2 separate regions of the Mus musculus genome follow, and region 2 is linked to region 1. Evidence: chromatin loops called from intact Hi-C (ENCODE). Cell type or tissue: heart. All regions are shown on one strand. Each heading gives the region's core, and the rest is flanking DNA. Links, peaks and the distances in the headings are about the cores only. Region 1 overlaps Msrb3 (methionine sulfoxide reductase B3). Region 2 overlaps Tbc1d30 (TBC1 domain family, member 30).

What was found. Hi-C counts contacts between places; a loop is a spot of excess contacts. Peaks named below come from ENCODE experiments on the same cell type or tissue, not always from the same donor. Only the 100,000 strongest peaks of a DNase experiment are listed, where the experiment ranks them.
Region 2: it touches region 1 in a loop (3-fold over the local background); 14 of 42 quality-filtered maps call a loop at or near these places.

The regions. Positions count from the first base shown.
Region 1 is chr10:120,865,670-120,882,222 of GRCm38, reverse strand. Msrb3 (methionine sulfoxide reductase B3) reads left to right here. Exons shown (of 7, transcript NM_177092.4): 2 at 11,072-11,188. The coding sequence starts at 11,113. Among named protein-coding and RNA genes, the nearest start is that of Gm15910, 16 kb to the right of the region's middle. In heart, for the core only: CTCF peaks have their summits at 5,820 (motif pointing right), 6,358 (motif pointing right) and 9,449 (motif pointing right); DNase peaks (open chromatin) are centred at 5,452, 5,832 and 9,642; H3K4me3 peaks cover 1,933 bases; H3K27ac peaks cover 6,288 bases.
Region 2 is chr10:121,250,679-121,267,231 of GRCm38, reverse strand. Tbc1d30 (TBC1 domain family, member 30) reads left to right here. Exons shown (of 13, transcript NM_001361015.1): 13 at 1-3,413. The coding sequence ends at 407. Among named protein-coding and RNA genes, the nearest start is that of Gm35404, 16 kb to the right of the region's middle. In heart, for the core only: no CTCF peak of the experiment used is centred there; no DNase peak of the experiment used is centred there; H3K27me3 peaks cover 1,113 bases.

The DNA.
Region 1 (16,553 bases), core at 4,471-12,470:
CTGTGGTTGTAGAAACACCACAAATCTCACTCGAGCTGACCAGCACATTAAAAGTGCTTCAGTGCTCACTCTTCTCTGTGGGAGGAATTTAGGAATAATTGTCCTGCCTTGCTTCTATTAGTCAAGATGGATGCTGTAGTTGAAAGTGGTTGCTTTTGCATTATTGTCTTCATACTTTTAAGGATTATTTTCATCTAATGAGTGACCTTTATTATATTTACTGATCACCAGGGGTCTCAGTCAGTGTCCTGTTGCTGGGAAGACACACCACGGGCAAGGCAGCTCTTACGAAGGTCAACATTTCATTGGGGCTGGCTCAGACATTTAGAGGGTCAGTCCATTGTCAGCATTGTGACATGCAGGCAGACATGGTGCTGGAGAGGTAACTGAGAGCTCTACATCTGGATCCACAGGCAGTACAAAGAGAGACACTGGGCCTGATTTGAGTATTTGAAATCCCAAAGCCACCTCCAATGACATACTTTCTCCACTAAGGCCACACCTGCTCTAACAAGGCCACACAGGGCACCCTGGGGACCCAGCATTCAAAGCTCTGAGCCTATGGGGGGGGGGGTGTTTCATTCTTATTGAAACCACTACACCACCACATTATTTTAAATTCTGTCAACCTTTAAATTCATTAATGATATTTTGACTTATACATCCTTCATAGCCCGGAATCTATACTTGAGCTGATACTTTTTATTTTTTAATTAGATATTTTCTTTATTTACATTTCAAATGCTATCCCTACACCCTTCCCCCACCCTGCTCCCCTACCCACCCACTCCCACTTTTTGACCCTGGCGTTCCCCTGTACTGGGACATATAAAGTTTGCAAGACCAATGGGCCTCTCTTTCCCCTGATGGCCGACTAGGCCATCTTCGGATACATATGCAGCTAGAGACACGAGCTCCGGGGTACTGGTTAGTTCATATTGTTGTTCCACCTATAGGGTTGCAGACCCCTTTAGCTCCTTGGGTGCTTTCTCTAGCTTCTTCATTGGGGGTTCCTGTGTTCCATCCTATAGATGACTGTGAGCATTCATTTCTGTATTTGCCAGGCACTGGCATAGCCTCACAGGAGACAGCTATATCAGGGTCCTTTCAGCACAATCTTGCTGGCATATGCAATAGTGTCTGGGTTTGGTGGCTGATTATGTGATGGATCCCTGGGTGGGGCAGTCTCTGGATGGTCCTTCCTTTCATCTTAGCTCCAAACTTTGTCTCTGTAACTCCTTCCATGGGTGTTTTTTCCCCTATGCTAAGGAGGAATAAGTATCCACACTTTGGTCTTCGTTCTTCTTGATTTTCTTGTGTTTTGCAAATTGTATCTTGGGTATTCTAGGTTCCTGGGCTAATATCCACTTATCAGTGAGTGCATATCAAGTGACTTCTTTTGTGATTGGGTTACCTCACTCAGGATGATATCCTCCAGATCCATCCATTTGCCCAAGAATTTCATAAATTCATTGTTTTTAATATCTGAGTAGCTGATACTTTTTTAAACGAGAAAAGATATATTGATATTTATTTCCTAAACCTGAGGTAATTCACTAAAAACTAGCATATCCCTTAAAAATCATTTGATTAAAAAAATTATGAAAAGGCATAATAAGGAGGTTGGACCATTCTTATTGGATAAGCTGACTGCATATGGTAATATATTGTGGAATATATAAAAAGTCACCAAATTTTGTGCCAAAGAGGGGCCTGAGACAATGGAATTTGCTGGCATTTCGGTGAGAGATTACTGTATCAGTCACAAGGGTGTAAGTGCTGGGAATCCAAGATCGCAAGTGTTATGAATAATTCTCAGGGTCATGTGCAAAATTAGTTTTCAGCCCTTGAATACTTTATGTTTGCAGGGCAGTAACCTTGAAACTGTAATTTATAACTTCTGCTGGGGTTGATAAGAGCTGCTTAGCCCTTTGATTTTTTTGCACACACAAAGCTGGGTCACTCTAAGTCATCTGAAACAACTGGTTGCAAAATTTGAAATTTTACTTTTTGTCAAAGTAAAGAAATATATGTATGTGTGTATGTATATATATATATATATATATACATACACACATACGTACATACATAAATACATACATACATATATAAGGTCACTAAAGTGTAATTCCTGAAGTAGAAAAAAAATCATTCTTGTGAAGTTATGTGTTTAATGGTCTCACCTTTCCATATTCTAAACTAAGTTAATTAAATTCTGTAATTGTATAACTCTTTCTCCCTCCTCCCTCCTCTCCATCCCCCCCCCTCATTTCCATACTCTTCTCCTCCTCTTCCTCCTTTTGTTTTCCTTCAGGATAGGGAATGTAAAATTCATGCGCTGTGCTATATGGTGTTATAACACATTTCATTTAATGCAAACTTTAATGAAATAACTATTATTATAATCCATATTTTAATGGTAAGGAAACTAAAGATCTGTAGAGATCTCTAGGAAATGGGATATTTTAGGGAGGAACTGAGCAGTGGGTCATAATCAGAACATAATATCTATCTATCTATCTATCTATCCATCCATTCATTCATTCATTCATTCATTCATTCAAATGGTATAGGTTGGCTGTCTCCTAAGAGCCAGGCGCCGAGGGAGGCACTAGAAATAATAAAGAATGTGAGAGTCAGAGTCTGTTGAAGGCTGGAGCTCTACAAGCAGCAAGAGAAGTGACTCTGATAGGTCTTAAAAGTGGGATAGATTGGTCGAACCGTTCTCTGGTGATGGGGATGAGTCTTGGAGCATGTTAAGTCGTGTTTGCACGTGAGCAGAGTCAGTACCCAGGGCGCGTGCAGCAGACAGCCGGGCAGATGTGAGGGGGATCAGATCGGAAGCGAATGGCTCTGCTCGGAGCAGCAGAACTTCTGCTAGAGTTGGTTCCCCCTCCTAGGTCAGAAGAGAAGGATACATTTAGGCCGCAGAATGGAAACAGAGCTGTGGTCAGTTAGTGTCCCCTGGGTAGCAGTGGTTTCAGTAGAACCAGGAAATCACGCCTGCAATCTTGGTGATGTGTAGTTGGGAATATTTTGGAACACAATCAGAAATATAGAAATAAGAATAAATTAGTGAAGAAAGAAAGAAAGAAAGGAAGAGAGAGAGGGGGGGGGGGAGGGAGGGAGGGAGGAAGGAAGGAAGGAGCTGAGTTTTGTTTTGAGGCAGGATCTTATCCTGTACACCAGGCTGGCCAGGTTCTCATGTAGCCTGGGCTGGCCTTGCACTCAACATAATCCTCCTGCCTCAGTAATCCTCACAAATCTGAAGCTAGCCTGGGCTACTTAGTGAGACCTTGCCACACAAATGATACCATAGACATAGATACTTTAACTTACAGTCCCAGGCCAAGAATTATAGAACCAATTCAGACAACGTTAGGAAGTGTTTTTCTTTGGATGAAAAGGTCATTTGGAGCACAGTATGCTTTTCCTATGTTAATTTTATTTTTATAAAAAAGATCTGCAAAGGCGCTAAGCAATACCTTCCAGTGTCACCTCTCTGTCTCACTCCACTGAGGTGGCTTCAAATCATTATTTTTTGACACTTCTATAATTTTGATATAGTCATAGCAATGTATATTGGCTTTTCAAACTTGGGTAATATCCAGATATTTGATAGCTAAGGGTTCCTCTTCCATTGCTTTTGTAGTTTGTCTACCAGTGTTTACTAGTCTATTGATGCTGTGATCTGTCTATTGTTCATTTTACAGCACCCGTGTATTTACTGCTTAGCCTGTGATAGCCCAGAGACTAGCTGTGCTGTGGTAGAGAGAGACACAGCAGAGGGACTCAGACACTACAGAAACTTATTTTTCTCTCATGTGCCAGGTCAAACTTGGCAACCGTCTTTGGTTCGTGGCTTTATAGCCTGGCCTTCTTCATCAAGCCACTTCTGTTTGGGGCTTACACATGCTTATGAACTGTGAACCATGTCCCAGGAGTGGGGGACATGAAATTGAAAGCAAGCGACTTCGCCTTTAAAGTCCCTCTGACAGGTCACACCGTCTACAGACTTACGTTTTCTTTCCCACGGTTCAGTGGCATATTCCAATCTAGTTACTGGGAGACTGAGACCTGTGACTGTATGCTGAGCTAACATCCCAGGGGGTTCTGTTATACAGGGAAGATGGACTTTAGGGAGCCATTTTATGGTCAAGTTGTGCTTCACAAGATGAAGAGCCTGATGCCTTCAGACTTGCTTCTGATTGCCCTTCTGGCTTTCTTTGCTAAATCCTTTTTGTTCTCATGTGTGAAGAATGCTGCTGGTGTTTGCAGTGTGTTCAGAAACAGCCAAGTATCTGTCCATGGGTTATTTTTTTTTAAATAACATAATATATGTGTATATATATAAAATTAAAAAATAACATATATATAGCTTATATTGTTATGACATGTGTATATGTGTGTGGGTACACAGGTGTGTGCATTTGAGTGTGTATATGCAGTGTGTATGTGTGTGTGAGTGTGCATGAATGTGTATATGGTGTGTGAGTGCACATATGTCTGTGTATGTGTGTGTTGTGTGGTATGTGTGTATTTGCATGAGTGTGTGTGTATAGTGTGTGAGTGTGTATGTGTGGCATGTGTATAAGTGTGTGTCTGTGTCTGGTGTTGTGTGTGTTGTTATTGTTGTTGCTGGCTGCTTATTTTTAGGTTGAAAAAAAAATGGAACGGTTTCTATGATTGCTTAACCTTAGGGTTGGAGTAACTAAAGTTACTGGCAAATATGTTGTTTTTTCCTTGTATTTATTGATTGGCTACAATGCGAGCATCGTGTCTGTGTGCCCTTGTGTGCAGGCTCCCCTCTTGTGGAATCAGTAAGATGCTGCAGCGGATGTGGTTAGTGCTTGTGGAGCCATTTTGGGATAAAGGATTTCATTCATTCATTCATTCATTCATCCATCCATCCATCCATCCATCCATCCATTCATTCAACTTTTACCAACTTTGCCATGGAGTGACTGGCCGCTTTGCTTTCTGAAGGACTGGGGCAGAGTTACCTCTCTGTGGTGAAACAGCAATTGTCTGGTCTTCAGTGTCTTTATCTAGGAGGCAAGTCCTCTCCTGCCACCATAAGAGGAGCTTTGGGACAGTCAGTAACGAGGTGATTAATGGGAGAGCGACCGTAGGCTTTCTGTGACGTTCCATGACCTTGGCGGTGGACTTCTCATGTTTCTGGAATGCGTTTTCTGAAATAGGTACAGTAATCTTTAGCACCAGAATTCCTGTCCGTGAGGATTAAACATATATTATTTTAAATTGTATTGGGGGCGGGAGTAGGGGTAGATACGCATGAATTCAGGTGCTCCTGGGGCCAGGGGTACGTGATCGCCACGGAGGAGCGGCTGTTACAAGTAGTTGTGACGTGACTACTGGGAACTAATTTGGCTCCCCTAGAAGAAAAATGTTCCCTCTTCACTTCGGGGCTCTCTCCAGACCAAAGGAATTTTTAATATAGTAGAGGAGATTAAAATAGACTTTCTTCTGGCTCCATCACTTGCTGCCCTGGCACGTCAAACAAGTTCTTATCCGAACGGTAATTCTTGCTGGAACAAACTATTGCAGATACCAAGGGCTGCACATGCTGAAGGCTCCCTTCTTGTTTGCATTGCATACTCTCTGTGGGCCAGATGGGAGTTCTATTCCTTGTTCCCTTCCTCCGGGGTCATGGTTAACAGAGCTGCTCTGGACTAACCGTAGAGCTGGGATTATTACAGAAGAAAAGCAAACGTTGTATGGTTTCACACCAACAGCTAAGAGGCTCGGGAAAGCGCCACTTTGACCAACTCTGCAGCTTATGTATTGCTTGGAACGTGTCGTGTGGCCTCTCCACCACCAGGGGGCAGCAGGAGGAACCGCATTCCTAGCGTGGGAAGTGGAGAGCCAGAAATAACCAGAGAATAGCAAGCAGTAGGAGTAGCTACCTCGGAATCACACGTTCAGACTCACAGAGTTCGGACACTTGAATCCGGTTACTATTCATGGTAATATGAAATGCACGCGTGCAAATATTTAAATAACATGAAGTAGATTAGCTTATGAAGTTATAAAACGATAGGGAAGTTCCTGCGAATAAAAGCACACAGCACACACACAAGCAGATAGCACTGTTATCTAGAAACCTTTAGAAAACGAGGCACTGGGGGCTTTGAGGAAGGTCAGCTCTAGAGCTTTATAGCTCTCTGTCAGATTGCAAGCATCTGGAAGGTAAAGATTAAGTATGAGAGAGTAAGCAAACAGAAACCCAGAGGGAGTCGAAGGACCAGGCTGGGATAAAAGGAATAGTGTTTGAGATACAGACACGGTTTCTGCAAAGGGAGAAAGTGACCATCAGCCATAGGAGATGCCGCCAGGGGGCGCTGCGCCTCTGTTCCGTGGGATCTGTAGTGTTAATGTAGGGGTGCCATGTGCCTCTCTAATGACTGATATCACAAGCTCTATGTTTACGGAGGAGGCTTGCAAACCTCAGCGTAAAACACCTCATTGAAGCGTAGCGTGGTCAGTGAGGGTCTTAGTGTGATCTCAAGGACTCGAAAAGGAAAACCAGAACAGCAGAAAGAAACAATTGAAAAACCAGATCTAAACTGGGCCTGGCGAGGCCGAGGGGCACGAGGTGGAGGCCTGCCTGGGATATAGACTGTGCTAAAGGCCGGCAAGACCCCATTTCACATAAAAAGCGACAGAAATGCCTGGGATGAAGTGTGGTGACAGAGGGATTGTCTAGAAGGGGCAGGGCCCTAGGTTCAGTCTCCAGTCGTCCTCCCCCTGAAAGTATTTTTTTTTTTACATTAAAAATTAAACTGCTTTATGTGGGTTTTTCTGTCTTGTCGATGCTTTTTATATACCAAGAAAAGAAACAGGGCATCTGAGTTCAGATCGCTAAAACCCATGTGAAGACAAAGTGTAGCTGAAATACACATATAACACAGAACACATATAAACTGCGACATCAATGGCCCCGTTAGAACAGTGCATAGGTACATTTTGCACTGTGGTAGAAAAAAAGACATTTTAAAGCAGCAGTTCTCAACTTTCCTAATTTTAGTTTGAAAATGGTTCGGAAGACTGGGGCACTCTTAAAACCCAGGCTTCCGCGCATCAGAGTTAGCAGAGGTGGTGCCATCACTACCTATCCAGCCGCTGACTTCACAGAGGCAGCAGCTAAAGGAGCTGCCCATCCATTCAGCCAATGACAGTTGAACATAAAGTATGTCAGGCCCCATGCCCATGAACACAATGTTTCCAGTTGGACTTTATAGCAGGCATTTTAGTTAGAGGTTCAGAGATGCTATGGTAACATTTCTACTAAGGGAAATGGGGAAAGTGGGGGTTTGAGAGACTGCACGGGTCAGTGGAGCATTTTCTGTCAAGGGTGGTCTTTATTTTAAGATTGCTTTCCTGAGCTGGGCAGTGGTGGCACACACCTTTAACCCCCAGCACTTGGAAGGCAGAGGCAGGTGGATTTCTGAGTTGGAGGCCAGCCTGGTTTACAGAGTGAGTTCCAGGACAGCCAGGGCTACACAGAGAAACCCTGTAAGATTGCTTTCTTGGTTCTTGCTGTCAGCACACCTTTTTTTTCAGGAGAGAAAGAAGACCGTGGTGAGATCTGAGTGTTATGTTTTTAAAAATTGCCCTCGACAACATTCTAATTTGCAATCGGCTTTTGGCGTTGGGGGGAGAGCATTTCACCAGCTTGTGAAAACCCCTCACGTACACAGTTCTTTGCATTTGTTGGCGAGGGATCCGACCTTCAGGGCTGACACTTCAAGTCCACGGGTACAGTCAGCTCTATCTGGAACTAATTATCAGCTTGGTGAATTCTCTGGATTCCCTGGTAATGCTCTCTCTTGCTAGTACATTGTTCAACTGCAGGGCAGAGAGGAAAACGGGGGAGTCGGAGAAGACCCAAACCAAAACCACTCGCAAACTGAGTTCAGTCATGATCTGGACGTTAGAATTCTGAGGCAGTCGGGGTATTAGATAGGAAAGTAGAAATCTTTGAAAATCATAAGGTGTTTGAATTATCTTTGAATTTTTAGTGAGGGTGCTTTTCAGCATCCCACCTGTTACAGCCCTGGCTGGCAATCATACACTGTCACAGATTTCAATTCCTTTTAGCACCATTAGCAAAGCAGCTGGGGGAGACAACACTGGAAATGAGATGCCCAGAACAACCAGTTTTATAGGTTAATCATTTACATTGAGTCTTCTACTCAGGAAGTGACTGAGTGCTTGGTTGTCATGTGCTGGGTAGTGAGATACAAAAAGGTCCCCTCCCTGCCCTGCAGCGTTAATTTAGAAGAGGCAAGAGTGCAAACCACACCAGTATCCTGAAAACTGCCATAGGAGAGCCGGGGGCTCGTCAGGCGTTCTGTAGGGTCAGCGCTGGGAAAGCTATGCTGTGACCAGCAGATGGTGGGAAACAGTATCAGAGAGCATGGACTCGCAACGGAGGCTTGTTCTGGGGAAACCGTGAGCAGTGCATCCAGCAGGGCCATGGGACAGGATAGGATGTGGTGAGAAACACAGGAAGAAGGCATGGAGTTAGATGGATGGGGAGGAGGGGTCTGGGAGGACCTGGGAAGAGTTGAGCAGAGGTGAAACCAGGATCAGAATGTACTGATGGGAGATTTAGTTTTCGTAAATGTTTTCCGGCTCATGTAATACTAAGCAAATATCTGACAGCTAACTTTTTTTTAAAAAAACATATACCACATACTAGGAGAGGTCCCTTTAGCTAATTGCTCTTTTGAACTGCTATTTTAGAGTCGGAGAAGCAAAGGTAAGTAACTTGTCCAAGGTCATACAAGCAGTTACAGAGACAGACAGAGTTCCAGCCAGGCAGTCCGGCAACAAAGCTAGCACACATCCACGGTGACAGGCATCTTTCTGGGAATGGGTTGTGTATTTTACATCTGTCGTCAGGGTCCGTTTTCTATTGCAAGTGTAAAAATACACACTCCTCCCTCTCTTCCCTCAAAACCTCAGTCCCAAAATATTGTTTACCATGCTCCTGTTCCCGGACCGGACACATTAAAGGCGCATCTCGTGGGTGCTTCTGTTGGACGGAGCTAAGCAGGGCATGCAGACACAGGTGGGCAGAACTGCCTTTCAGTCCATGGCTCAGACACATATTCCCAGGGTGCTGGGCACTTCACAAGCATTCTGTAAACTTGCCCACCTTCTCTAACATACTTGTGAGCATTCACGTAATTAAGGCTGTATCAGTGCCCAGCCTATAACACGGGAGATTTGTGAGTGGCTCACACCATGACAGGTTGTGTTCCTTCGTTCTTCCACATCCGAAAAGCCAAGGTGTCTGTGTCAGTAACTCTATCCATTGCTGCACTGCTTGGTGTTAGTATAGCACTTCCAGGGTCGACTTTAAGCACCAAAAAGGAAACAAAGCAGTTTAAACGCCCCCAAACTGGGCAAGACCAATTTGCCACTAGATGGCGCTCTGGCTATTTGGGTAGGGGAAAAAAAAAAAAAAAGATCGAGTAAGGACTATTAAATCACAGCCACTTTGAGCCCCTGGTATTTGCAGTCCTAGGCTTTTAATTGTAGCCGGCATCTTTGTTCTTTGCCTGACCTGCGGAGTGACGTCACTGCCTTGCTTCCTGTGTGCTGGCTTTGACACAAGCCAGATGGCCACAGTGATCCGTAGGCGCCCAGGCCGCCTGGTACAGCGGTTGATGAAACGGAATAGGAAGGCATTTTATGGTCAGCTGCGGGAGCACTGAGAGGCCGCAGCTTTGCTAAGTAATTACATTTACCGCACATACTTTATCCCTCATGGGGAAGGGTCTCATGGAGGGGGAAAAAAAAACTTACATTTTTATTTACGGCGTTGTGAGGTATAGACCTTTGATCTTTTATTAGCCAGTAGTCTGCTACAAAGGCATGCAGTCTTTGCCTGCTCCGCAGTCACTCGTGAAAATGACATCTTTATTTATGTCTAACGGTTCTCAGGCTGCGCATTGTGATTCTTAGCCCCCACCCCCACCCCAACCCCTCCAGTTAGTAACACAAAAATGTTTTGCTTCTGTAGTGAGTTTAGTTTGGGAAAGTCAGAGTTCAGGCATGTTAATACAAGCAGATTTCGGTCAGATATACTCCAGAGCGACTTGGTCAAATAGATTACTGTTTATCACATGTTTGCTCTTCAAGGGGGTCAGGAGAGTCCAGGAAAAGACTTTTATTTCAGGGTAGGGAATGGAGGGGGTGGCGGCGAGGAAATGATCAAGACATTAGTTTCATTCCATCTTTGGACATTAGGCAGTTGAAGTTACTTAACACGGCGTTTTTAAATAAAACACGAGAGATTGATAATCACCCAGTATTCTTCAATCTCATTTGAACTTAGTCCACACCAATCACGGCCCTGCGTGAGATCTTTACGCACCAATCATGGCCCTGCGTGAGATGTTTACGCACCAATCACAGCCCTGTGTGGCATGCTTATGAAAACCCCACAAGCTGGACTTTTGTCTTAATATCGTATAGGTTGGGGATTCTTCTACGTGATTCATTTCTCAAGACTTCAGTAAAATATTTTCTACCCCTTTCAATGTTGGGTCATGAGTTCTACTCCCAGAATTTTATTTAGAGGTTAAAAATCATAGAATTAAACGAAAGGGCACCTTCCCTATGCCTTCTTCAAAGTTAACGGATTGTGGAGCAAAGTCTCATAGTCGTCCTTCATCTTTTGTTTTTTTGTTTTTTTTTTTTTTCCCTTGTCTTAAAGGGCAAGTCTCTACGTAAGGACACATTTTGGCTCTGCTGTTAAATGAGCGTTTCCCACACCACGTTTGCTCTGTGTCCTTGGATCTTCGAGCCTCGATTGCACTCACATATGTACTGGGGATAAAGCCAGCCTCCTCAGCGAGTGCAGGAATTCACAGTGGCAGGGAGAGTCAGCTGTCCATCCGAAACCGCCGCACTATGGTTTATTAGCACTGTGCGTGCGCTTAGCCCTAGGTCAACCCAAGCCATCAGTTGTTCCATGAGTGTGCCTACCGTTCCTGAGGTTTTAATTCGTTGTTTTTGTTTCCTCTTTCCTACTCAGCTTCTGCCGCTGCCTTTGCCTCTGCTGGAGATACCACAGCTATGTCTGCCTTCAACCTGCTGCACTTGGTGACGAAGAGCCAGCCCGTGGCCCCGAGAGCCTGCGGGCTCCCCTCAGGTTGCCAATTGTTGTTCTGTGGTAGGGCACCGGGCAGAGTGGGTATTTCTGCTGCAGGAAATGGTACACCAGCATGCTTTACTAAACTTGATCTCTTTTATTTGGACCCTAATTTAAAGATGGAGATTGGTTACAAACCCTCACCGTCCTCTGAGTGACACCCATTTCCATGGTCCTTTCAATATTGGAGGTCCCTCGCCCAGCACTCACTTGTCACCAGTGTTTCCCCGTGTCGTCTTGTTCTCCAGTGCATGGGTACACATCTACAAGTCAGTGCACAGGAGGTAGAACTTTCAGCTTGTTAAGGGAATGCCAAGCTTCTCGCTGTACATGTGGCCGATCCTTTAGGGAAAAAGTGAAAATGGGAAACTTTAAGGTAATTGTGTCACGTATACTGTAGCCAAGAGTTTCTATTAACAAGAACCAAATAAACAGAACGGATATAGCATGTTTCAAACTGGGTCCAAAATTAGAACCACAGGCTGGAGAGATGGCTCAGTGGTTAAGAGCACTGGCTGCTCTTCCAGAGGTCCTGAGTGCAGTTCCCAGTAACCACACGGTGGCTCACAACCATTTGTGATGGGATCTGATGCCTTCTTCTGGTGTGTCTGAAGACACCTACAGTGAACTCACATACATAAAATAAATAAATAAGTCTTAAAAGATAAAAATAAGATAAGATAGAACCAGTATACTTTTTAAAGATGTGATTTTTAAGCACTTAAACCAAAGAAGCATAAAAGTTCAAACTTTCACTGTGTGTCTATAACATTTAAGTTAGTATCTCAATTTTATTATGAAATTCGCAATGGTCAAATGTTTTACTTCAGTGAATATGATTGTTAATACTATTTATAGTCCCATTACTGTATACATCTTTATCAATATATCCGGTAGAGAATTTTATTATGTTATTAAACACTTACAAAGAGTCGAATGCATGCCGTGAGCAGTGGGGATATGGTGATAAACAAGGCTCAGTTGATTGGGTTTTTCAACAAGTAGAAGAGAGAAATAAAACCGGAGGAGGCCCTCTGACCATATGTTGGTGTGGCTAGACTGGACACGTCTGTGCCTTGGGTAGAGTGGGGAGCAAGAGCGGAGTGATCCTAGCTGCCTTCTGTAGTGACAGAAGTTTTGGAAGGGAGGTGGCTCTCTGAAGCTTAGGAGGCCTCCACAAGGAAGATGGCTGATCGCAAAGCATGCGCAGCGGTTAATTGCATGGCCCGGAGTGGGGAGAGGGGGATTTCCAGTACAAGGGGTGGCGGAGGGGGGGGGGGGGCTCTGGGTTTTCCTACACAGCTATGATAGGGCTTGAGATAGCAACTTGATTTCAAGTGTCAGAGAAGGCACTTGTAAAAAGTAGATTTCACGTTGTTGATCTATGACAACTCAGGAGTAAATGCAGCCTACTGCACAGAGCCCCGCCCCCAACCCCTTTTTGGTACGCTGCTCCCTGGCCTGCGCGTGCGTGGATGGATTTGAGGGCGCGCGGTAACATCAAGAGTCGGGAGTCTTGAAGCCGGTGATGAGAGCAGATGGGAAAAGGTGAGGGTAGACAGAGACAGAGAGGCGGGCTGCAGACCTGGCAAGGCTCACCCATTGCATTGTGTCTGCACATGAGGGAAACCTTTCTACCATACGGCAGTTTTTCATCGCTATAGACACGTGCAACAACAACTGGACCACAAACGTACAGCCAAGGCTCCGTGTCTATTTTCTCCCTAACCCCCGTTGTAAATACCGCTACGGGGAAAAGCATACAGTTTTGTAGGGCGAGTTTGCTACCCACAGCGGAGACACAGAGTTTATAGAAGAGCAGTGTATTCCTTAAAATGTAACAGGCTCATAAAGTGTTCCACAAGGACACTGCTGAGTTGAAATACAAATGACTGGAACTTTTGATGACGAAACAATTCAGACATAAATTCAACAGAACCCGGTAAGGAGCAAGCCATTCCAGTAGGGTGCTCAGTGCTCAGCAAGCAATTCTGGATCCAGACTGATGGAAATTGGAATCTGGCTTTGACTCTTACTGTCTGGACGTCTTAGTTCCCATATTTTCAAAAGAAAGAAAATAATAGGTCCTGTCCAAAATGGCTGCTGTGAGAATTAAATAAATTAGCGTATCAAAAAGGTTAGGACACTGCCCAGTGTAAGCACCATAGGTATTTTCACTAGGCTCATTACAAAAATGATATATATTTATAAAATATATTTATATTTTTAAAAATGGATATATATTTATATCCATTTGGATTTATATTTTTCCATGAAAATAGGCTTTTAAAAACACTTAAATGTGTATAAATTTTCTCTCTCTTTCTTTCTTTCTTTCCTTCTTTCTTTCTTTCTTTCTTTCTTTCTTTCAAGACTTATTTATTACTTATATGTAAGTACACTGTAGCTGTCTTCAGACACACCAGTAGAGGGCGGCATCATATGTCATTACAGATGGTTGTGAGCCACCATGTGGTTGCTGGGATTTGAACTCAGGACCTCTGGAAGTGCAGGCAGTGCTCTTAACCACTGAGCCATCTCTCCAGCCCCCATAAATAAATTTTTTTTTAAATTTTTGATGCACTTTTATTTTTATAAAGTTTATTCAAATGTATTATTCTATATAATCTTTTAGTGCTCTCTGAAAGATCAAAATATATTTTAAACTAAACATGCATGAAAAGTTCAAGGTATCTAATTTTTTTTTCTTTCCATTTTTTATTAGGTATTTAGCTCCTTTACATTTCCAATGCTATATCAAAAGTCCCCCATACCCACCCACCCCCACTCCCCTACCCACCCACTCCCCCTTTTTGGCCCTGGCGTTCCCCTGTACTGGGGCATATAAAGTTTGCGTGTCCAATGGGCCTCTCTTTTCAGTGATGGCCGACTAGGCCATCTTTTGATACATATGCAGCTAGAGTCAAGAGCTCCGGGGTACTGGTTAGTTCATAATGTTGTTCCACCTATAGGGTTGCAGATCCCTTTAGCTCCTTGGGTACTTTCTCTAGCTCCTCCATTGGGAGCCCTGTGATCCATCCATTAGCTGACTGTGAGCATCCACTTCTGTGTTTGCTAGGCCCTGGCATAGTCTCACAAGAGACAGCTACATCTGGGTCCTTTTGATAAAATCTTGCTAGTATATGCAATGGTGTCAGCGTTTGGATGCTGATTATGGGGTGGATCCCTGGATATGGCAGTCTCTACATGGTCCATCCTTTCATCTCAGCTCCAAACTTTGTCTTTGTAACTCCTTCCATGGGTGTTTTGTTCCCAATTCTAAGGAGGGGCATAGTGTCCACACTTCAGTCTTCATTCTTCTTGAGTTTCATGTGTTTAGCAAATTGTATCTTATATCTTGGGTATCTCTCCAACCCCCATAAATAAATTTTCATTTAACTTCTTTTACTTTAACAGTACCACAAATGCATGTTGCTTGAGATATATCGCCTCTCTCCGTCTGTTGTCTCTTTTGAACACTGATGTTGTGTGTGTGTGTTACTTCTGTGCATCTCTGGCAGTCAGGTGACAACTTATGGGTGTGTTGTTCTCTCGACCACATAGTTCCTGGAGATTGAATCCAGGTTGCCATCTTTGGCTGCACGTGCCCTTACCTACTGAGCCATCTTGCCTTCCCCAGCCTGTGTTTGATGTCTTTATTCCCTGTGGATGCTGGATGTTGTCCAGCACCAGACGTCACGTTCTGTAAATATGTGTGTCTTCCATTCTCACCACCCCATATTGACAAAAACCCAGAGAAACCTTTTTTTTTTTTTCTTCCCTTGGACTGGCAAATGAGTTGGTTAGGGTTTCTCTCACTTTCAAGGGTCATTCTTATTTGAAGTGCAGTGAGCGAGCTTGTTATCTACGCCTCTAATGGGGTTTTACTCTTTGAGAGGCAGGCACGCTGAGAAAGTTATTAGATTTAGCGACAGTGATACAAACTATTTGAACTTTCAAATTTAAAAAATGTCGTTGTGATGACGAGAACCCTAACCTTTACGACTTGGTACACAGAGGGAAAGAGGGCAAAATGGGAGGCATAGGAAATTAACATGAAATTTTTATTTCTTGCTTTAAATCCCTGTTCCTTGGCCCAAACCCATTACGACAGAAATGTCTGTAAATCAAAAAAGATTTTGGTTCCTTATCCCCATTAAATTTGAGTACTGAATAATAATTCAATATCGAATAGCAAATTAATTTTGAATAATTATTCAACATTGATTTTGAATAATAATTCAATACAAAATAACTCCAGAGCTAAAAGGAAATAATAATTGAAACAGGCTCCTAAGATTGATCGTAATGGGCTGGCCTGCTGGAAGCCTGTATCTCAGAAGTGATTTATCATTTTCCAGCTCTGGCTTGCCTTTCTCCTTATTTTTTTAATAATGCATAATTTTAACTAAGAGCTTATTAGGTGCATCTGAGTTATGGTTCACTCATGTTTGTCATTAAAGGTCATTTTTCTCACTCAGGATTTCTTGGTAATTTCCCACAACAGCTCCTGTAAGTATTATAAAGCACCCCGGGCCCGGAGCAGAAACTTTGACCACAGTTCTGTCCTTGGCTTGTGTGTGACCCTGGACATGTCTGTGAGCCTGCCCAGATTTCCTTCTCCTCTTCTTTAAAATGAAGAAGGAAAGTTAGATAATCTGTTCCATCATGGAATTCCGTGCTTTGTTTTTCTTCTTAGCTACAGTTTTCATTTCTGGCTGGAGGTGAATTACATCGCAAATGTCAGTATTAATTATTACTCCAGACCTACAGGAAAGTCTGCTAGGTAGTACTTGAGCACCAGAATCCTCGTCACTAAAGCAAGATGAAAGGACTATCCGAAGAGGGATCGTGCAGCAAAATTTGATGCACAGTTTTAATCCTAGGGAAAATTTGGTATTGCGGTGGCTTAGATCAGATAGCATGGTAGTTCTTGGCCAACTAGAGGCGCTGTCTAGATAGGTCTAGTTCTAGTTCTAGTGATAAGCCACACTTCACACCATGCACACAGGAAGCAGTTGAGACTCTGAAGTCACCTCATCGACCTGTTTAACAAACCAGCCCACGACTGCTAGGTCGTTTGGGAAGATAGCGTTCTAGTGAATAAATGAAAACTCCCAAGGGCTCATTCCGAAAATGGGGTTTGAAATACAAAGACCATGCTCTGTGAGAGGAGAACTAGTGAACCAGGGGCTTGCGACTCTAGAACGTGACACAGCGTCTGGTGGTTGGTATTTCTTAAACGAATATATATGCACACATATATACATACACACATGTATACATATACACATATACACACATATATACACACACTATATACATATTCACATATATACATACATATATATACACATACACACAC
Region 2 (16,553 bases), core at 4,894-12,893, 380 kb before region 1:
GCAGCACTCCGAGGACGATCGAAGGGCAGTCTCCGGAGCCAGTGTTTGGGGATGCTGACGTCGACGTGGCTGCAGTTCAGGTGAAATTAGAAGCCTTGGAACTGAACCAAAGGGATGCCGCGGCAGAAACGGAACCCAAGGTGCACTTCCCCTGCCAGCGGCACGCTTCAGAGTTAGCCGATGCCCCTGGAGAAAACCAGACTGCCATCAAACTTCTCCCGGGAAGCACCTCAAAAACCCCCATCTTCAGCCCCTTTCCCAGTGTCAAGCCACTGCGAAAGTCAGCCACGGCCAGGAATTTGGGGTTATATGGCCCCACAGAAAGAACCCCAAACGTGCACTTCCCTCAGATGAGCAGGGGCTTCAACAAGTCCGGCATTGGGAACAGCAGCACCAAGAAGCGATGACGCCTCGAAGTGGCTCAGTGGCTAGACTCACGTGGCAGGCTACGCCCTTCCTGTTTCTTTTGTCCAATAAGAATGAACTGAGAGGTTCAGAGCTGAGCACCATCAGCCCCATCCAAACGGGAATTGGAAGTTCCATGGTGGGGACCAGATGGGACCTTTGCCCATCTGCTGGGTAAAGTGGATTCTGGTGACTAAGTAAATCTTGTGCGTCTCAAGTATGGCGTTTCCCCAATTTTCCTTGTGAGCTCTTTAGAAAAGACAACCTGTAGACTGTTAAGCCCTCTTCTGGCCTTCTCAGGGCCTTTTTGGATCCCTGAAACAACACATTCCCTGACCTTTCTGTCCTCAGGAGGTCACTAATACTCAAGCATGAACGAACACCAGCTTGCTAGAACTAAAACCGTAGAAAGTAAGTTTCTTAGTTGCAAAAAAACTTCCTGATGTTCCTCTTTCTGCTCTGTTGGGGAGGGGAGGGAGTTTGTGTGTGTATGAGTAAGAGTGCCTGTGTGTGCTTGGGTGAGAGTGTGTGTGTGTGCGCGTGCACATGTGTATACTTTAATACCTGTCTTCAGATTATTTTTTATTGATATGCTAAAGCATAGCAAAAATGTCAAGATAGCCTTTCTTTAACTTTCTATTTCTACCTGTGAAAAAGAAAATCTTCAAATAAGACGAAATTGAAGTCAATAGCCAAATTGAAGACTATATGCAGAGACACAGGTGGACTATGCATTAAGCAACTGCTCTGAACGGTTTGCTGATTGCCACCTTTCTGGAGGCTCATTTTTTTCTCGCAAGGACTCGATGGGCTCTGTGTGGAACTCCAGCATCCTCTGAACATGGTTCTGATCGCTACCAGCTCTCTCTCCACTGCAGATGCACAGCTCCAAACCAGAACACCGCACAGTGACTGTTACTTGAATTTTGTGGTTTCGGGTTGCAGTACTTTTGTTACTTTGTTACTTGAACACTGCCTTTCTCTGGAGAAGGCCCTCTTTCCCCCATGTTCTTTCTGTCTTTCCACTCCTACCCTGGTCCCAGCAGATCAGAGGGAGAGCATCTCTTGTCTCTACTATGCAGTTGGGAACTCTGAGCCACACAGGTTAAGTGGCACTTCAGTAACTCACGGTAAATAATCCAGTGTTTCTTCTACGACAAGCTGGTCTATTGCTCTTTGTCCGTGCGCACTGACTGACTACAGAGCTTGTATGAGCCAAGACTAGGAAGCCATTTAATACACAGCCTCCTAATTCAAAGGCTCGTTCTCTAGCTGGTATAGAGTCCCGGAATGGTGTTCACAGAATGAGTTGTGAAACTGCCTCACCATGAAAATTTAGTTCCTTTTCAACATGCTTCACGCGTCTATCCTTTGGATAAATGAAGGGCTCTCCACTCCGTCTCCACCATCATTAGCAGAATACAGTGATATCTTTACCTTCGTTTCCCAGAGCCTTTGGCTCCTCCCAGGAACTCTGTTGAAGCCGTCAATGTTGGTTTGAGTGAGTTGCTTTGCTATTTCTGAAACCAAATCTGGTTTCAGAAGGCTTTTACAATGAGAAGTACTCATTTTTTTAATCAGATAGAGTGGAGTTGTGTGGGCTCTTTTGAATGAAAAACCACTACAGGAATGACACATTTAATCCCCCACATGGTAGTTTTACCCCAAAGGATGCAAGATGGAATAGCTGGTAAGTTGTTACAGTTTGGGCCTGGAGTTCTATCTGAAGTTAGCAGGCCACTTCCTCTGTCTGTAGGGAAGGCTGTGGGTGGGGGGTTGCGTGGGCTTACTTTGTATGCCACCCCCAGATGATGAGACCCACTGTTTCCCAAAGTTAAGCACAAGAAGAGAATTTCTTTTATCTACTAAACTTCATTCACAACGACCACCTAATTATCATCTTTTCTCTTGATCATTCCAATTAAGCATCACACACACACACACACACACACACACACACACACACACCCCATGACTGACTTGAAGAGAAAATGGTTCTCTCTCCACCAAGATCCCTGGCTCTTGAGGGTCTTAGTGTTTGGAGGGAGAGATGGATAATTGGGTGGGGTTGTCTATCAACTGTTCTCTTAGTATCTCGTCCCCCAATATCTTAAGAAAGAGCCGGATGAGACAGCACAGGGTATGGGCCGAGTATTGGTTGAACGAATAGCTGGAAGAATATTTTTGTGTGTGTGTGGTAAAAATGACCATGTCAATTTAGGAAACCCAACAGATTCCTGTTAAAGCTCTCTGTACTGATAACATGCATGCACTGTACCAGGTAATCACAATGTGAACTGACGGACTTCTGAGCCTTGCCACTTAGAGAACAAGAACTCTGTAATAGCCTCCCCTCCCCCGCCCCTCCCCACAGCATGTACAAAGGGGCAGTTGTGACTGTCCATCTTCCCCACGTGTCGGACACTGTATGCAAACACCGGAAGAACTTAATAACTGCAGTTTATTTCCGAGTCTGCCTGTACCCTTTCAGCACTTTTTCTGGAAGTCAACTGCACCTCAGTCCTCTCCAAAAAGATCTAGATCTAAACCTAGTTTGTAATGTCGATCTATGGCTGTAACTGTTTGGAACAATGTTCTCTCTCTCTCTCTCTTTTGTCTAGTTCTGAAGAACTGTACTGATCACAGAGATATATGCATAAAGATTCTCACTGTTGTGGTGGCGGAGTCATTTCCTGTCTGAATGTGCAGGAAGCTTAGCGTTCCTTCCTCCTAGTCATTTCTCAACGCTCTCTCCTGTATCCCGCTTGATCACAGGAGCGAGGGAGACTCATTGAGGCTCCTCAGGGCCCTGTTCATTCCTGCTCTTACCACTGGGTGCAGGGCACCTTTTCATTTGCCCAGAAGGGGACAGAAGAGCAGGCTCCTGAATAGAAGCGGCCAGAGGGAGGAACGCAGGGAGGGAGAGATCATACGTATATGGTGTACATATAAGTTGACCTTTAGACCTGCTCTTTTACTTTGTTTACTAAAGGAAGCAATAATATAAATTTACTTCTTGGTCTTTGAAAAACTCCACCTGGACCGAGAGCTAGGGTCACGTGTCCAGCAGCTTGCGCCTCTCCGCATAGATTCTTATGTAATTCCCAACCTACTTCCGTTGCCACTTACAGCAGTCCTCTGAAGCAGCATTTCGAATACGTCATTTTCCCAAGTTAGAAAAGTAGCATGTTTTAGAACCTTTAGAGCCGTGGATCTTTTTTTCAGGAAGCGCGCATGCGTGTGTTTGCTTCTCACAGCTTCCGGGGGTTGAACTCAGGTCGCCAAGCTTCCATAAATAAGATTTAGAGACTATAGAAATGATTGAGATGGGGGTGGAGGGGTGGATCATAGCAACGGAAGCTTCTGTTCCCCACATGAGATCGTTCATTAAAGTCAGCAACATCTGTGGCCAGGAGCCTCTGCTTTAAAGCTATGGATGGGATGTGGGACCTGTTTGTGGATGATGGCTCACTGATAACAGTGCTTGTGCTCCCCCAAGCTGGGGAATGAATGGGGTCTGGCATCAGCTCCCACACAGGACACTGAGTATCTTGGCCCCACTGTCATAACAAGAGATCACAAACTGGGTGGCTTCATCAATAGATAGTTGTGGAGTTCTAGGGACTGGAGGTCCAAGGTAAAGATATTGGTAGGTTTGGTGTTTAGTGAAGAAGCACACTCTTCCTAGTTTGTAGGTGAACAGGTGTGCGTGTGTGTGTGTGTGTAGTGTGGGGGGGGGGGAGCGTTGCTCATCACCCATGTTCTATCATATTGCTGCCCGGGTGATCTTGGAAAAGGAAAATGTTAACAGGCCCATCTTTCTATTCCTCTGACTTTCTGGAGAAATAAAGGGCAAACTCGTTAGGAAGATCCTGAATGATTCTCTATTGTTTCCTCGTGGTCTCTCCCCGATCATCTGCATTCTTGATTTAGCATCTCCAGAACAGCGGTAGTGAGCATTTGTTGGGCTTCTGTGTGTCAGGCATTATATGTCCCTCAGGGATCACTATTCTAGGAAACAAAGCAAGGTGGTTATACTCTCGACCATTGCCACCTGGCTGATAAATCACAGAGTATGCTGTCTGGCCGAGGCCTGATAGTTTTCCTTGCTAGCTGCCTGACAAGAAGGTATAATTAATTAGTTTTGTGTTATTGTGACAAATACCTGAAACAACCAAAAGGAGATTTCTAGGCTCACGCTCCCAAAACCTTCTGTAGATGGTTGATTGGCCGTTGCTGTGTTGGGTATGTAGCAAGATGGTGGTGGTAGTGGGAGAAAGTCAACCACATTATAGCCAGATATCAAAAGCAACCAAAAAAAAGGAAAAGAGAGTGCGGGAATTGGATGTAGCCGCATGGGCCAAGATGTTTACTGCCTTGCCTGAGCATGTGCCATGAGGCTGCATGTGTGGGCTGCCTGCCAGGCTGGACCGTTCCTTGTGATCTGGACCTGTCAGCCTATTGGTGACCGACTTGAGCTCGTGCCTGGAGCGTGTGTGAATTCTGATTGGATGAGGTGGGGTGGAGCTAGATGAGGTCATTCGGTGGGAGTATAGGAGGGTTGTTTAGCCTTTGCCCTAGGTAGAAGCTAGTAGTAGTAAGAGAAGCTGTTGTAAAGGGAGTTGTTGTAAGAAAAGCTGCAAGAAGGAGAGCAAGTAAAGAAGCTACTGCGTGAACCCGTGTCGTTCCTGTCTCCGCCGGAGTGGAGATGACCTGCGACAAGAGAGAAGTCTACAGCCTCTTCGAGGATACATCCCAATGATCTGGAGACTTCTCACTAGGCCTCTTTGAAATTTTTCTACCTCATCTCAAATAGTAGCAGGGTGGAGACCAAGATTTTACCACACAGGCGTCTGGGAAAGACACTATGCAAACTATGACAGTCAAATATAACTTGAAGATTCCCCAACGTCCCAGCTCCTCAATATTTTATTCCTCCATGTTCAGAGAGCTTAGACCTCTTCCTTGTTCCAGTTGGTCTGAGGAACACCTACTCATTCTTGTAGTCTTGGCACACCACATCAGTGGGGTCACTAATCTCTGCCACTTCCTCCTCCTAAGACCAAGGGCAAGCTATTTAACATTTGGGAACGTCAATGTCCGTATCCGTAAAACCACAATCTCAGGTTCATGGTGCCTGTTGTGGTCCTAGGCTATCCTTGTTGATCAGAATTTATTGCCTTCCTTCCATAACAAAGGACTGGCTTTGCCTGGTGAGCTAGCCCCCGCCTCCCTCTGTCTATACTTCTGGTGAGATTGATGGCCCCAGAGTCCAAGGCCTAAGCTGAGAGCCCCTCAACATCTTCCTCCACCCTGGGTGTGGTGACTGATCTTTGGCTCCCACTTGAGCAAAGAAAATCAATCAATTCCTAGGCTTTCCTTTCAAGCTTTCAGGGGAGCAGACTCACTTTGATCTATTGGACTTACATTTGGAAGGGAAAAAGCCTGCAAGGCGATGCTGGCCGCTGGCCGGTTACCACGAGGGGACAGCTTGTTGGAGAATCGTGGAGTTGAAAGACAACACAGGCTCATTCCAAGTCACGTTGGCTTAGCACCAGACTTGACTCACAGCACTTCATCCTAATAACTTTTGTGACATCAGTTAACCACCTTCTGCTTCTTGATGATAGCCAGCTTGGTTGTATCACTGGTATGGAAAAGCACTTCCCCATTGCAGAGGTAACACATACATCTTCTGAGATCTCTCTTATTTCCCTGTCTTCTCCATCCTTATAGCAGAAAATATGGGGAAGTGAGGGGAGTGAGGTTGGGGGTATTGGGGCAGCTTTAGGGGGAGCATGGTGCCTTTAGGCCCTTTGAACCTCTGTAGGCCTTGAATCTTCTCCTGTCATGGGACACAATGCCAAGTATGACCCATGCCCTGCCCCCACCCATATCTTGTTTGCCACATCTGTTGCTTTTATGGCTAAGAAAAGTAGAATGATTAAAAATGAGAACAGTTGTTTATTTGTTTGTTAGTTTTTTGCTTTGTTTTTAAAACTCCCAAACTCAACAAAATTTAGAAGCCCCAGCAGTATATTTGGGAGCAGAATGGAATTTGAGTGAAATTCCTAGGTGGCCTCAAAGCGAGTTTCCTCCAAAAGCTCCACGCATCCCTGATGGTGTCTACAGTGTAGCAAGAGAGCTGGGTTGGGAGCCTCTCAAGCCCTGTGGGGTTCAGCAGAGCCACTGGAGCACTCACTGGGAGCACGTGAGAAAGGCCTCCTGAGACAAGGGGACAGAAGAACTTGTAAGCCTTTTCCCAAAGCTGTAAACACAGTGGCGGAGTCACTGGTGTGAACGAGCTCTTGGACCAAAGGGTGTTGAGGTCTGAGAAACGTTGAGTTGCCTACAGTCTAGGCAGTTAACTGAAAGTGAAGGCGTGCTTAAAGGTACCCATGTGGCCATCCCCACATCCTAAGAAAACACTACTACTACCATTAATAAAGCAAATAAAATCCAACCAAGCAAATATAGGTGCTTCTTGCGCGCACTCGACTGGCCAGGAAGAACAACGCTGCAACAGGATCCTTCTGCACATGTTTATTGGGAGAGCTTGATTGTAGAGGCGAAGAGACCCCGAGCCCAGAACTGGTGCTGCTTTTATAGGCCTAGGAGAGGTGTGTCTCACACCCGGATTGGTTATGCACTATGCCTCATTTGCATGTTCCTCATCTGATTGGCTACTCTCTCTTTCTCTCTGTACCTCACAGAGCCTCATTATCATACCTCATTTGCATGTCTCACATCTGATTGGTTACTCTCTCTCAGTACCTTACAGAACCTCATTATCATACCTCATTTGCATGTCTCACATCTGATTGGTTATACTCTCAGTACCTTATAGAACCTCATTATCATGCCCGGGCCAGGCAGTGTCTTTGCAAAAAACTTTACTGCATATGTACACATTGGTTGTTTGTCCAATCTTATGCGTGGTGGCCAGCAGTAGTCAGTGCCACTCAGCAACGACACATGTGGCTTCCCACAGGTGCTTCTTTCAAGTGACGACCCGAGTAAGAAATGTTTGTGAATCAAGGGATAGTTGCCCCTGGGAAGCCGGACCTGGGGAAGTCTAGGAAGGGCACGATCAAAGGTTTAAGTCAATACCAGATGGCAGGCTCTCTACTCCCTTTGAAAACTGACTGATAAGTCATTTACGTCAACTGAAAATCGAGTCCCAAGTATACCAAAATGTTATTTTTTTTCCCCCAGGATATCCTGAAGTCTGTTTTCAAATTCCTTTACCACATAGAAAAGCAAGGCGATGCAGGTTTCAGGGTCCACAGGAAAGATGCTTAGCTGATGTGTCAGCATGCGTAAGATCGCCTCAGTTCAAGTATGCCATAGCTTTAGTTTCCGTTGGAACACTGGCGTGACTTAGGGGATACATTGATTAGCTGCCTTTGCCTTAGAGATGGATGTTCAACTCGTTGAAGTGAGTAGTTAAATCCAGTGTCCTAGTTAGGGTTTTACTGCCGTGAAGAGATGCCATGACCAAGGCAACTCTGAGAAGGACAACATTTAATTGGGGCTGGCTTACAGGTTCAGAGGTTCAGTCCATTCTCATCAAGGCAGGAACATGGCAGCATCCAGGCAGGCATGGTGCAGGAGGAGCTGAGAGTTCTACATCTTCATCTGAAGGCGGCTAGGAGAAGACTGGCTTTCAGGCAACTAGGATGAGGAAGGGTCTTAAGCCCACGCCCACAGTGACACACCTACTCCAACAAGGCCACACCTCCTAATAGTGCCACTCCCTGGGCTGAGCATATACAAACCATAACATCCAGTAAAAATGAGAAATCTGTAAGCCAGTTCTCATTACATTCTGGCACGGATTTTGCTTTTGATGCCACCTGTGAACAGCTTGACATCATGTCACAGATGAAATCTTTTCGACATGGGGTCCCGAGTTAGTCATCTTTCCTCAGGAAAGCAAACGGAGTCGCCACAGTTAACATCAACAACTTTAAGGAATTCTTGGAGTCAGTGATGACTTAATATTCCCTTCGTTCTGATGAAATGTAGTCTTAACCAGCGAGACAATGCTATCCTCTTTCTAGGCCTCTCTCAGTGCAGTCATGGAGGCAGCTACGACCAAGGACAAAATTTGCTACTAATTTATTACCATGTATCTGGATCATCTATCGTTTTCCCCTTTGTATTTCCAGGTCCTGTGAAATGTGGAGAGCCTCCTTCTCTACTTCTTCATACTTAGTAAAACATCCTGTTTTCCTTTTGCTTCTCTTACGGTTTGCTTTTTATGCTTGTCTCTTTCTGGAATTCACTTTTACATAAGATGTGCATTAAAGTGTCCTCTTAACATATTTTTCCCAAGTGCTTACCCAGGCTGTCCACAGCATTTGTCAAGTGGTCCATTCTACTGATCTGAGTGCTGTCTTTACACCATGCTAAGTCCCTGTGTTTCTGGACTTCCAGATCTACAACCGAACTCTGTGTTCAAACTGCACTACCCAGGCAGTACAGAGCTACTCTGGCTAGGTGGGGGAAAGAGGCTACACCCGTTCCCGTGCCTTCTCTTTCTTGCCGATGATAATCTAGAAGATTGGGGTCCTGGAGGTCAGAGTTTGAAAGCCACCGATTTGGCCACTACCTGTTTCTCACTGAAGATGGAGAATCTCACTGATGCCTCTTCCCGCCCCATGTGTATAAATGCCCCTGTGAGAGAAGTCACATGAGGTGAAGAGCCCCTAGCTCATGTCCCAGACAGCTAGCTATGGAGGCTCTTGTGAAGGTGTTTGAGAGAAATTTTCAGGAAAAGGGGACAGTCATACACAGAGTTCTGTATATCTATGTCCAACTACCAGGGTAGTTACAGATGGGGAAATACCAACAGGTACAATGGACCATGGAGACGGAGGGAGTGTCAGGCTGCGTGTTCGCCTCGCGTTGTGGTGCTCAGAGAACAGGCACGTTGCTCAGGGGAGGCAGGATGCCATCCGTAACTACCAGGGATCTCAGTCGGTTTCTTCTCGGGTGGGAAACAGTGGCACCTGGGATGTTTGCTTGTGGGTCCCAGTCTCCTGTGTACCCAGTTGCTGCTGGGGTACCGCAGGGAGTAGGCACGGGGATCCCTGGTCTTCGCTTCCCCTCAGGGTGTCTGTGGCCAAGCAGGAAGAGGAAAGGCTGCCTGTTAGGTTCAGAATGAATCCCAAGAGTACAGAGGGGCTGGGAGAGAGAAGGCCTTCTTCCTGGAGATTTGGGCGTGGCTTTTTACCACGAAGCCCCGCCCCCGCCCTACCCCCCCCCCCCCCCCCCTTCGTGGCTATTCGTAAGGAAGAGACTATTCTTGCTTGTCCAAACTTTTATTTGATTGCAAATGTAAATGCATACACCTTACTCTGGGTGAACCAGGGATTAAATACATTTTGCAGGAAGGGATGCCCAGGGAGGGAAGCTCATTGGCCTATCTTGATACCTCATTAGCATGGAGAACTCCAGGTTTTTATGCTATGTGGCTGATTGCATGGTCTGCTGGGTGTTTGTGTGTTCATGCGTGTGTGCCATGGTTACACACAAGTAACATAGTTACACGAACAAGTAGATCGTGGCAGGAAGCTGGCTCCACTCCTGCCCTTCTTAATTCTGAGATTCTGAGTCTGCTCAGCCTTACCAGTTCTTCTGTCTGGTGGCAGGCCACTTGTTCCACAAGGGAGGACATCAGCTATCCTATCACTTTACCCCTTATTCCTTTGAGACAGAGTCTCTCACTAAACCTAGTTAGGCTGGCTGGCAAACCTCTGCAAGCCCTCCTGTCAATCCCAGCATCCCCTGCACTCTAGGATGAGAGGTGAATGTGTCTTCTTCATGAGAGTTTTAAAGTTTCATCAGTGTAGTAAGCAAACAACTGGCCACCACAGATGTTAGGTAGTAGTTTTCATATGCAGTACACACTAGCAGCCGCCTAGGGTATGTGCATTCTGGAAAAGACTCTGGCTGTGCATCGACTATCAGGGGATTAAGAGTAGAGTTAACCTACATTCTGGGATGAAGTGTTCAGTAAATTCCAGATGGGTCAAGTTAATGATTGTCTTCTGCACTCGTTTTCCCAATCATCTGTCAGGTTACATCTACTTGAGAGGAGAGAGAGCAAGCTTTGGGGTCTCCCTTTCTCTATTACTGGCACTGGAGGACTTGCGATTCATCAATCTGACCACTAGATGCCGCTGTTGCTTCACGTGAACATTGCCATCTGCCGGACTGCGAGGGCTGTGTGTATGTAGGGGCACTTCCCGCTGCCCTTTAGGTTACAAGGATGGCTCTTTTGTTTTTCCTATGTCCTCGAGCCCATTTTGTTCATTCGCAGACATATGTACTCGCAAGTATGTACATATGTATTCGCAAGAGGCGCTCAGGTACAAAGTTTGCTGCCAAAGACTTCCGCGTCTTGATGAATGGTTTCAAATAACTTTCTTTTAAAACTTGCTAGAGGCTACACAAGGTGTCTGTCCCAGGCTGTACAGAAGGCAAAGTGCGGCAGCCCTCCTTTGAAAATAATATGTAAGGTAAGGTGTCACACTGGGGACAGGAGTAAAGGTCACCCTCCTGGGTGCAGAGCTAGCAATGGAATAGATGCTCTCTGTATGTCTTGATGTTCCAGAGACCTCGGAGCTGGAACAACTCTGGAAGGAGATCGGTTCAACCTCTTCTTTACAGAGACCAACAATTTGGCAACCTCATCAGTGGACCAGTGCCTTTGTGGATACCCTCTCCACACCTCCCTACTGATGAGATACGCATGGGGCAGTTTCGCTAAAGAGTGTAATCTGCGTATGCTCTAATTAGCCTGCCTTCTATGGCCCAGGATCTCCTCTCATGATTTCCAGCTCAGAGTCATTCAATACCCATTTACTGAGCAGTTTGAAGTCCAAGGTCCTATGCTAAGTCTTCTCAGGGTCTGTTCCATAGGTACTTGAGATCGATCTGACTAATTTTTACAGGCTCCAATTCTATATCAAGAAATGTAAGAGAAGCTAGATTCCACTCATCGATGGTGTTTTACAAATCTCAAGTGGTGACTTAGTTCCATGGTTTTAGTAAAATGTGGTACAGATGGACGTCTGTCCAGGGAATGTGCAGAGCAACAGTGTGGGTGAAGGGCATCGGACACAGGTAGCACAAGGTATACACACCACGTGCCCTTGAAGTCTGCGGTGCCTCCTTTTCTCTGCCTTCCTCCCTTCCTCCTTCTCTCCCTCCCTTGCTCTGTCCCCTCCCTTCCTTCTTCTCTCAAGTCTCATATCCATTCACATCCCCTCTCTCTGTGTCTCTGTCTCTCTGTCTGTCTGTCTGTCTGTCTCTGTCTCTGTATCCCTGACTGGCCTCAAAATCATGGCAATCTTCTGGGTCAACCTCTTCAACGGTAGGATGGTAACCGGGAGCCACCACCCCTGGTCCGACCTTTAGTTTATCGAGCTCAATAACTGTTTACAGGGAACATGGCCTGTGGGGCCTTTTCAGTTCCAATCTCCAGGAGGTTTCAGCTTAAAAGGGTGATCATAAGGCCAGGTAGCCTCAGTTTTTTCTGTTTTGCTTTGGTGGGGGGAGTAAATGTTTATAAGAAGTCACACCTTTTCTTACCAAGGTGACCCAAGTGGCACTTCTGGTTTGTTTGCCATTGGCTATAGTAACCCTCAGTATTACACTGGCTGGATCAACACGTGTTGGTATCACTGGAAGAACTAGCTGTGTTAGCCAAGCCACCTGGTTCTAAGTGTTGGGAAACCCCTGGAAACTGAATAGATAATTAATACCAAGAGAAAGACTTGGCGAAGCAGAAGGACTCCACAGGGAGTGGGCAGGCATAAGAGAAGGTAATGGAAGAGTAAATTAAAGGAACAAACACAAGGAAAACACTGGATGGAGTCTTAGCCATCATGTGATGCCGCATCTCTGCTCTGACGATGCTGACGGTAAGGCAGCCACCCATTCTGGTAGTTGACAAGATTAGTAACCAATAATGTTCCAACTTGCAGATATCAGATATTAGTCATATGTGTCATTTAATATTTCCACACCATATGGTCTAGTCACACCCTACCTGGGCCCTAGGTTTATCTAACGAAACTAGAACCCTATTTCCACAAACAAGAGAGTTGGTATTCTAGGGAGAAAAGAATTGTTACTGCAAGACCATGTGGTAAAGACAGGCGGGCAAGCACAACCGAGGAAGACATATCTGTATATGTATATACTTCATTTGGGTATGCAAATACTCGATTCTCTGTTTCCCGGAGAAGTTTTCACGTAGCTGGCAGGGCACTTTCTTAGCTTATTGACTTCCGCTTTCAGCCGCCTGCTGTGGCTCCTCCTTTTCTTCCCACCCATTTAATATTGGGGTGTCCTAGAGCTCAACCCATGGTCTGCTGATCAATATCTGCTCCCATTGGAGACTTGTTCTAGGCTCATGTTTTAAATACTGTTTTATGACAACGACTTTAAATGGCTGCTTCCAGCCCATAATTCCTTCTGAGTTCTAGATTACAGACTAGCTGTCTACACAGTATCTGCAACTGGAAAAGAACATTTCTACATGAACTCTGGGTCTGCCTACCCAGCCTGCTCCCTTCAGCTTTCTTGTCTCTGTGGATGGTAACTAAGAAGAGCAGTTAATAAAGCCAGAAAATAAATAGAGGTTAGCTCACACAGGGACCTGCACGGAGGCTGAACTTTCTCCGAGGACAATGCAAAGATACACCTATTGTTTGGGTAAGCGTTTCCCCACAGGCTGGAGGTGTGGTTTTCAAATGCAACAGTATTTCAACATAGTGATTTGGGTATGCGATTTGATCTTAGACTTCATAGATAGGTTTGTTATTTAGTGGCATGCTCTGAAGGTGGGACATGGTCACAGGAGGTGGATCCTTGGAGTCATGTCTTGGGGGCATATTCTGTCCCCATCCTCTATCTCTTTCTCCCTCCCACCCTCTTCCCTCTCTCCCCCTCCTCTCCCTCCCCTTCTCCCTCTCATTCTTTCTCTTCTTCATGCCAACATTAGCTAAATAGCTCTGCTCCAGCATGCTCTTCCAAAGTGACACCGTGAGCCACTGCATCTTGTACATCTTTTTTTACCTAGAACCTGCTCATCGAAGTAGAACTGGCTGACCATGGCTGGAGCCTCCAAAGCCATCAGCCCAAGCCACCATTCTTTATACTGAACATTCTGCACATGGATAAAAACAAACAAACAAACAAACAAACAAACAAACAGGTAAACAAAACCTAGCTAAAATGAACAACGAAGAACTGTCAGCAAGAAGTGGAATTATCTGACATGCTTCGAAAGGCATGCTCTGGCTGCTTCATGAAGAACCGACATGAAGGGATATCAGACAGAAGCAGAGAGGCCTGGTAGGAGGCTGATGCAGTAGCCAAAGAGTGAGCTTGTGGTGTCTTGAGCCAAGGCTGAAGCAGTGGAGCTGGAGAGAAACAGCTATATCCTCCCTGCGATCTGGAATGTTAGTGGGATTTCTTGGCAGGATGCAGAATGTGAAAATAAGAGACCAGTCAGAGATGACAGGGAAAGTCTAGTCTGAGCAGCTAGAAGGGTGGAGTCACGGCTGCTGAGAGGTGGGTTCGGGTGTGTATTAAATATTGGACGAACTTTTGAATGGGAAACTGAAGATTCTATTTAGTTCTGGAGAGAAGTCTGCTCTGGATGCGGGAATTGCGGAACCACCAGCCAATAGACACTATCTAGAACCCAGTGACTGGAAGAGAGCACAAAAATCTAAAACAGCCAAAGGAGACTTTCCTGTGGATGCTGACATTGGTCCCTAACTATTCTGGTAGTTTCAGTGGGGCACAATAGCTACTGACCTCTGGTGGTTAGAGGCTAGAGGTACCACGGTGTGTCCTACAGTGCACAGGACAGCTGAGTACAGGACAGACAGGTCAAAATATCAGTAGCGTCGATCTTGAGAAAACCTTATGTAGATGGAAAGAGGAAGGTGAAACACTGAGCTGGGGACTCGGAAGCATTTAATAGGTTGCTCAGGTGACAAGGAGTCAGCAAAGGAGACGATAGTCATCATGCAAAGGGGAGTGACCCAAAGGCGGGGAATCTCAGAAGGCAAATGAAGAGACACAGTTGTCCCAGGAGGTGTGCCAGGCGTTGTGGTGCACTCGAGAGCTGAGAGCCAGTCAGGAGTCTTGGTAGCTGATAGACAGCCACAACAAGGGCCAGAACACAGGGCAGAAAAAGGCAAATGTCTAGGGGTCGGTTATTGGGGGGCTTGGCTTCATAGGCCAGGAGCAGGTTTGGTGGATTGCACCAAACTAGGCCAAACCAATACGGAATATTGTTGTTTTGAAAAAAAATGTTATCATTTCATATGATGGCTGGAGCTAGCTGTAGGTATCTTCACAACACATCTGTTGACTTTCCTTGTCTCTTTCAATTTGTAGGACTAGGCTTCTTTTTGTTTATTTATTTTATTTTATTTTATTTTATTTTACATTACAGATTTTATTTCTCTCCCAGTACACCCTCCGAGGGTTCCACATCCCATACCTCTTCCCCAACCCCGTGTCTCCACGAGAATGTCTCCCCCACTCCTATCCTACCAGACCTCTGAACTTCCTGGGGCCTCCAGTCTCTTGAGGGTTAGGTGCATCTTCTCTGACTGAACCCAGACCCCGCAGTCCTCTGCTGTGTGTGTGTCGGGGCCTCACGTCAGCTGGTGTGTGCTGCCCGGTTGGTGATCCAGTGTCTGAGGGATAGACTTCGTTGTGATGTTTTGGATGGTGCAGATGTAGGGTTATGGATGTCCAAATCAGTGGGTCTCAGCCCCTTGGGTGTCGTTGGATAACCCTTTCACAGGTCACTTAGAACCATGGGAAAACACAGATAGTTACATCATGATTCATAACTGTCACAAATGACAGTTATGAAGTAGCAACAAAGATAGCTTTATGGCTGGGGGGGAGTTGTTACCCCAACATGAGGAACCATATTATAGGGACACAGTGTTGGGAAGGCAGGGAACCACTGTTGTAAACTACTGTGGCAGCCACTTACCTGGCTCCAGTTTGCTTCCCTTCAGGCGGGTCTCTATTGAAGAGAGCTTTCTCAGCGCTAACTCAAATGCTTAGTTTTCCTGTTTAGAAACAATGTATACTTTCCCTTCCTCTTCGGGACAACAAAGGCTCCTTTGTGCGGCCTTGGTCCCCCGCTATCTCAGGTTAATTTCCTGCCTGTCTCCTAGCCTGGTAGCCTGTCTCTTCCCTTCACCTTTGTTGGACAGCCCGTGTCCACTATTCTAGGGCCTGTCCTTGTCTTTCGATTTCTGTCCTTGTGCCCAATTCATTTACTCCTCTGTGACCCCCTGCCTACTTCTCTGCGTCTGGATGACTGCCGCTTCGTTTTCACAACTCATTTCCTTCAGGAAGTTGTAGGAACTAAGATTAAATTTGCTTGCGAGTAACAGAAAGCACAATAGCAGATTTGTTTCTGCTCTGGAGTTGGGGGGTAGGAAAAAGGGCTGCACTGTTTTAGGGCCCATATGAGATGCTTCTAGAATCTGCTCTTGTAACAACCAGCATTTAACAGGAACTGGGGACTAGCAGCTTGGTGTTTCTTAGATTTGGGCATTGCGACGGGATTCTTGCCCAGTATGTATCTTTAATTCTAGGGAATTAAATAACCATGTGTTCCTGCCTTACTTTGTTTCACAGTTTTATCCTGGACATTATTTCAGATCAACAGTTTATTAATTTATTTAATGACCAAAGTCACATGCTGTCTCACTGTGACTTACCATATAAGAAAACGTTTAATGGCTTATTCACTGGAGTTGCGGGAGGTACACATGCCATTAACACAGCACTTAACCCTTTGTGATCTCTCTCGATCTCGAGATGGTTAACTGCTAAGTGTTAATTTCTATTTGTTCACGTATTTAATTATTTGTTTGGAAGTGATGACTAAGTACTTGTCACTTGCCTGCTCTGGGGCTCTGCACTCAAGGCACTGGGACAACGGCATCCCTCCCTCTGAAGGAGCTGTCGACTGGCGTCAGGGCACGGAAGGAGAGTGGCAGAAGAGTGTGCCTAGGTTTTAGAGCAAGGGTGTGCGAGGTGTCAGGAGAGTCTAGACGAGAGGCAGGCGATTGGACACTCGGAGTCAA